2 separate regions of the Homo sapiens genome follow, and region 1 is linked to region 2. A link is a contact called in ENCODE Hi-C or POLR2A ChIA-PET data. All regions are on one chromosome and are shown on one strand. Each heading gives the region's core, a stretch centred on a gene start or an enhancer-like site at or near the end of the contact. The rest is flanking DNA. Distances are from core to core; before and after follow the strand shown. Region 1 overlaps APBB1IP (amyloid beta precursor protein binding family B member 1 interacting protein). Region 2 holds the start of ANKRD26 (ankyrin repeat domain containing 26).

Evidence for each region. A loop is a pair of places that touch in the nucleus more often than their neighbours do. ChIA-PET counts read pairs that join two places held with the same protein, here RNA polymerase II (POLR2A). Pooled maps may share reads with other maps.
Region 1: a loop to region 2 is called in a pooled map, with 3 times the contacts of the local background. The contact joins the enhancer-like site here to the promoter of ANKRD26 in region 2. A Hi-C loop is called at or near these places in 1 of 168 maps with a recorded cell type or tissue (CD4-positive, alpha-beta memory T cell) and 9 of 50 pooled maps. POLR2A ChIA-PET finds 5 or more read pairs at or near these places in 1 of 52 experiments (activated CD4-positive, alpha-beta T cell).

What each region holds. Positions count from the first base shown.
Region 1 is chr10:26,455,399-26,458,530 of GRCh38, reverse strand. The region is part of intron 2 of APBB1IP (amyloid beta precursor protein binding family B member 1 interacting protein); the gene reads right to left. Among named protein-coding and RNA genes, the nearest start is that of APBB1IP, 19 kb to the right of the region's middle. Within about 2 kb of position 1,335, at least 3 of the 41 ENCODE cell types and tissues checked have a DNase peak (open chromatin) inside an H3K27ac peak, as active enhancers do.
Region 2 is chr10:27,098,450-27,101,921 of GRCh38, reverse strand. ANKRD26 (ankyrin repeat domain containing 26) reads left to right here and starts at 1,428. Exons shown (of 34, transcript NM_014915.3): 1 at 1,428-1,837. The coding sequence starts at 1,596. RefSeq lists a silencer at 1,582-1,761 and an enhancer at 1,932-1,991.

The sequences.
Region 1 (3,132 bases), core at 86-2,585, 640 kb after region 2:
TACTGGAAAATTAGCTTTGTTAATTTTTTGGTCAGGTGTTCATGGATCTTTCCAGAAAAACTTTCAGTAATCCCTCTCTCCCTCCCTCCATCCCTCCCTCCCTTCCTTCCTTCCTTCCCTTTTCCTACCTTCCTTCCTTCCTTTCGACAGAGTCTTGCTTGGTCACCCAGGCTGGAGTGCAACGGCAAGATCTTGGCTCACTGCAACCTCCGCCTCCTAGGTTCAAGCGACTTTCCCACCTCAGCCTTCCAAGTAGCTGGGACTAAGGGTGCATGCCACCTCGCTCAGCTAATTTTTATATTTTCAATAGAGACGCGGTTTCACCGTGTTGGTCCAGCTAGTCTCAAACTCCTGACCTCAAGTGATCCACCGACCTTGGCCTCCCAAAGTGCGGAGATTACAGGCATGAGACACCACATCCAGAGAGTTTCAGTAATACTTTCAAGAAATCATTCATTAAGTCCTTGCACTTTCGGCTCCATACAACTTCTCTGCTGTCCAAGGGCTTGACAAAGGTATTAGTCAGGCCATAAAAATATCCAGATTTCATAAATACCAATAAAGACCCAGCTTTAAGTGTTTTCTGAAGGAATGGTGGTAACAAGTTTACCCTTTCAGAGCAAATAATTTAGTCATTGTAGCTATGATCCAGATTATCTTTAGGATAAATCTTCCCTGATCTTTGTTTGGTATTATACTTATTCCTGTTATCTAATCTCTATAGATATTGCTTCAGAGGGAAGCAGAAAACTCATACTTATCTGTGTCTTCCTCTCCCTCCTCATTTTTAAGCCCTGCAATTATACTTCCCATTGCATAGAGAGCATTTCCACCAGGCAGCCCTACCGGTGGTTTAAATGCAACATGGCCTCCTTCCAGCCTCCTCTTCAGCCTGTTCCCAGGTCCCCTGGCTTACCAGTATAGGTTTTGGTATAGGGAGATCTAAGCCAGATGTTATCTTGGGAACTGGGGACAAAGTCAGCACAGAGAAACCCTGGATGAAAATCAGATACTGAGTTAGGAGTTGAACAGTGCAGTGAAGTGAGGCTGCGACTGGATGTCTGGGTAAAGGATACCAAAATCAAAGGTGAGGCCAGGCACAGTGGCTGATACCTGTAATCCTGGCACTTTGGAAGGCGGAGGCAGGAGGATTGCTTGAGGCCAAGAGTTCAAGACCAGCCTGGCAGCAGAGTTAGACCCTGTCTCTTAAAAAAGAAAAATTCAAATGCGATAGTTACCAGAAATTGGGGAACTGAAAAAGAAGCGTACATTAGAATTTGAAAAAGCAGACCAGAGAAAGGGAAGACAAGGCTCGGAGAAGAAACACAGGTGGGCTGACTTGATGGCTATGAACATCTGCAATGACCAAGCACAGCCTAGCTCCTGTGCTGTGAGTGTCTAAAAGGAGCCACTTGGACACAAGGACTCCTCTTTTCAGATAGTATCCCTCTCTTGCTAAAGAAACAAACACCCAAAAAACCAGCCTACATTTATCTTGACCTATAGCCCAATAACCTTCACTAAGCCAATCTTCTCAGAAGCATCACCTATTCTGGAAGTCCCAAATATGATCAGTTTGTCTGGTCAGTTTAGCCTTTCTAATGCCCTTGAACTTGTCCCACACTTTCCCCAGCTACCATCCTAGTACAGGTCTTCCACATCTTATCAGGATTCTGCCCCCAGCTTACTTTTCATCTTCCTATCTCCAATCTCTCCTTCTTTTCTTTTGTAATTATTTTTCATATGCCTACACAGGCTCAAACAGTCTCTCCTTTTTTTTTTTTTTTTTTTTTAGACAGGTTCTTGCTCTGTCACCCAGGCTGGAGTGCGGTGGCATGATCACGGCTCATCGCAGTCTCAACCTCCTGGACAAAAGCCATCCTCCCACCTCAGCCTCCTGAGTAGCTGGGAATACAGATGCTCGCCACAGTCTCTGCTTCTTAAATCAGCTTCTATAATGCCACCAGAGTTTTCTTCTTAAAACCCAGTTCTGTCATATTCTTTCAAGTAGCAAAACTTTTCAGTGGCTCTCTACTGTCCATAGGATTTAATATAAACTCCATAAGGTGGCTTTTAAATTTTTCCATAGTCCAACCCGCATCAACCCCTCCAACCTCATCTTTCAGACATCCATCCTGTTCTCTCCTAAAATCTACTCCGCTGCTATCACTGCTATTTTCCCTATAATTCCTAGGCACACCAAAGGCTTTCACTTAATGTACTGAACCCAGAGTGCAAATTGCACCTAGTGCATCCATTTTCCCGTGGATAGAGCAGCTCCTTGCATGCAGGTGAAATGAAACAATCCACCTATTTAAAGTGTATAATTCAATGGTTCTGGCATATTCACAGGGTTGTGCAACCATCACCACAATCTAATTTTAGAACATTTTCTTCTCCTATAAAAGAAACCCTGTATCCGTTCACTCCTCCTCTCCCCATCCCTTAGCAATCATTATTCTACTTCCTCTCTATATAAAGCTGCCTATTCTGGACATTTCCTATCAATGGGATGATACATTAATGTGGTCTTTTGTGTCTGGCTTCTTTCACTTAATGTGTTCAAAGTTCAATCCAAAATGTAATATGTGCTGACACTTCATTTCTTTTTATTAGTTGATGGACATTTGGGTTGTTTCCATTTTTTCAGCTAATACAAATTATGCCGGTATGAACACTTGCCTGCACATTTTTGTGTGGATGTATGTTTCGATTTCTCTTGGCACTCCTAAGAGTGCAACTGCTGGGGCATATGGTAACTCTGTAAGTATTTAACTTTTGAAGAATTGACACACTGTTTTCCAAAGCTGTGGCCTTGGAACCACAAACCAAAAAAAAAGAAATCCCCCAAAACTCTAAACAGCTGAATCAGCAGACATAGTGTAAAATTCAACTTCGGGAAGTGTATGTATTTTATATGTGTTTCACATAACAGTAACCACGTAACTTTACTAAGTTAACGTGAGCATCCCCAAAGACGTTTTTCTTCTTATTATTATTATTCTTTTTTTTTTTTGTTCTGTCACCCAGGCTGGAGTGCAGTGATGCAATCTCAACTCACTGCTACCTCTGCCTCCTGGGTTCAAGCAATTCTCCTGCCTCAGCCTCCCAAGTAGCTGGGATTACAAGCGC
Region 2 (3,472 bases), core at 179-2,678:
TGCCTCAGCCTCCCGAGTAGCTGGGACTACAGGCATGCACCACCACACCCAGCTAATTTTTGTATTTTTAGTAGAGACGGGGTTTCACCACGTTGGCCTGGTCTCGAACTCCTGACCTCAGGTAATCCACCCACCTCGGCCTCCTAAAGTGCTGGGACTTGACTAGCTTCATAGATCACCTTGGGGAGTGTTGAGGAGACAACATAACTTTCTAGCTGGGGTAGTGTAGGAGGAAAATTCTTGGTGACGATAGTGGAAACCACTCTCCCACATCAAAACCATTTGATCTAGCTAAGCTGGAGAGGCCTGAGAAGTGTTGTTTTGTTTTTGCTCATTTCTCACTTGGCAATAAAGACGCCTGTTCTGGGGCCAGCCACCTCCTCCACAAGGGACCCTAGAGCTGTCCAGAGCTATGGAGGTGCATTCCAGCAGCAATTTCTGCTGAGACTCCACTTGACGTCTGCGTTGCTAATTCCAATTTGTTGTCAAATTATTCAATCTAGGCTGGGCGTGGTGGTTCACACCTGTAATCCCAGCACTTTGGGAGGCTGAGATGGGAGCATCATTTGAGCCCTGGAGTCGGAGACCAGCCTGGGCAACATGGTGAGACCCTGTCTCTACAAAAAATGCAAAAATAGCCGGGCGTGGTGGCTTGCGTCTGTAGTCTCAGCTACTCACTCAGGAGGCTGAGGTGGGAGTATCGTTGAGCCCAGGAGGTGGAGACTGCAGTGAGCCGTGATTGCACCACTGCACTACAGTCTGGGCGACAAAGCGAGACTCTGTTGGGGAAAAAAAAAAAAAAAAGAAGAAAGAGATGTAACCTTGGAAAATCAAAAGCAAAAAATAAAACATAAGGCTGGGCCAAAGGCAGAGGGGTGGGGGAAGGAGGCATGCAGAAATGCGTTCTCATTTCTTCTGGAGAATGTGCATTGGTTTCTCCTCGTAAGTTTGCACTTGACACATATTGCCACGATCTCCGAAATCCTGTGCCCTCTGCACTTGACACATATGCCACGATCTCCGAAATCCTGTGCCCTCTGTTGTTGCATCTGTTAAGTTCTCATGGAGACCAGATGGCACCCAAAGGGACATGGAAGGGGAATAAACTGAGAGATAGGGAGATTCAGAGAGTTTCTTAGGGGAGTTTTCTCGGAGAAGAGGCTTTCAGCATCTTAAAACTCCACGCTACTCCAGTCCCAGTCATGCGTAAAGGCTGCTTCCCCACAGGCGCGAGGCTTCTTTTCGCAAACGTCCTGAACACTCAGCCAGACTCCCACCGACATTTGTTTGACAGGAACGCAGGGCTCGTCCCAGTCGCCGAGATTTGCGAGGTCTGGGCCTTGCACATGCGCATGGAGCACACTTGACCACTGGGCCTTCGTGCGCACGCGCGTGGACCTTGCCATCTGAGGTGCGCATGCGCACTTGTGTCTAGCGGGATCGCTTGCTTGGTAACCCGGAGGGAGAGATTGGAAACCGCGGAGTTTCCTTTGGGAGGCTGCGGCCAGCCGGGGCTGACTTGTTATGTTGGGCTCCGGAGGCCGTTAAGAGCCGAGAGAGACATGAGGTGTCTCTGAAGCCCGGTCGCCTGGGCCATGAAGAAGATTTTTAGTAAGAAGGGCGAGTCGCCCTTGGGCTCCTTCGCGCGGCGGCAGAGGAGCAGCGCGGGAGGCGGGGGCGAGCCGGGGGAGGGCGCCTACTCGCAGCCCGGCTACCACGTCCGAGACCGAGATCTCGGCAAGATCCACAAAGCTGCCAGCGCGGGTAATGTGGCGAAAGTGCAGCAGATCCTTTTGCTCAGGAAGAATGGCTTGAACGATAGAGACAAGATGAACAGGTAATAGGCGTCGCAAGCCCGGACTGAGTGCCACTGGAGTAGGCGGGCAGGAAGAGGGGCCCCTTTTGTGGGAGCCACCCAGGGCCTGGATCAGCCTCCCGCGGGCTCCGTAGCCCCTGGGACGGTGACACCTTGCAGGGCTCCAGCGCCCAGGCCGCCTTTCTGAGCAGAAAAACAAAAACAGAACTCTAGCTGGTTTCCGATCCCCCCGAAATCCCTTAGAGAGCACTTAAGTGACAATTTTAAAGTGAATTAACGAACAAAAGCACGTACAGCGTTTTATTTTTAATGTACACATTTAAGATACAATGTCATACACTTATGGAAAGGTGCATAATGAGATAAGCAGTTTCCATAATATAGCAACTTCTGGGTTAAAAATTATTTCTATAAAATCTGTTATTCGTCAGGCGCGGTGGCTCGCGCCTGTAATCACAGCACTTCGGGAGGCTGAGGCGGGAGGATTGCTTGAGGCCAGGAGTTCAAGGCCAGCCTGGGCATTATAGCGAGACCCCCCCCCCCAACTCTAATAGTCTCAGCTACTTGGAAGGCTGAGGCAGGAGCATCACTTGAGCCCAGGAGTTCTAGGCTGCAGTGAGGTATGTCAGTGACAACAGAGCAAGACCCTATCTTTCAAAAAGAAAAAGAAATAAAATGCCTTTAGGAAATAGATATACAAGTAATTTGTTTTTCTCAGCATTGCTTAAGCAGTGTATTAAGGAGAACCCATAGAATGGATTTTGTGAATAAATGTCAGTGCATGATAATATGTGACCATTGAAAGTGGCAGTAGAGGCCAGGCGTGGTGGCTCGCGCCTGTAAACCCAGCATTTTAGGAGACCAAGGCAAGCGGATATCCTGAGGTCAGAAGTTCGAGACCAGCTTGGCCAACATGGTGAAACCCCGTCTCTACTAAAAATACAAAAATTAGCTAGGCATGGTGGTGGGAGCCTGTAATCTCAGCTACTCCGAAGACTGAGGCAGGAGAATCGCTTGAACCTGGGAGGCAGAGGTTGCAGTGAGCCAAGATCGTGCCATTGCACTCCAGCCTGGGCAACAAGAGCAAAACTCTGTCTCAAAAAAAAGAAAGAAAGAAAAGAAAGTGGCAATAGATACAGAAGTGTATTGGCATGTGAGGATATACTTTGGTATCTCAAGTGAGAAAAAAAGTTTGATTATACATACAGACTGTGGTCTTGTGTTAGCTGAAAATATGTACAAAACGTGGTAAAATTTGGCCAGGCGCGGTGTCTCACGCCTGTAATCCCAGCACTTCGGGAGGCCGAGGCGGGCGGATCACGAGGTCAGGAGATCGAGACCATCCTGGCTAACACAGTGAAACCCCGTTTCTACTAAAAATACAAAAAAATCAGCCGGGCATGGTGGCGGGCGCCTGTAGTCCCAGCTACTCCGGAGGCTGAGGCAGGAGAATGGCGTGAACCCGGGAGGCGGAGCTTGCAGTGAGCGGAGATCACGCCACTGCACTCCAGCCTGGGCGACAGAGCAAGACTCCGTCTCAAAAAAAAAAAAAAGTGGTAAAATTTGTTATTTCTGGGCATTTGTATAATAAGTCAAACTTTTTTCTTTATGATTTCTGCAATGAGTATGTATAAAAGTTCTAGTGAAAATTTATTA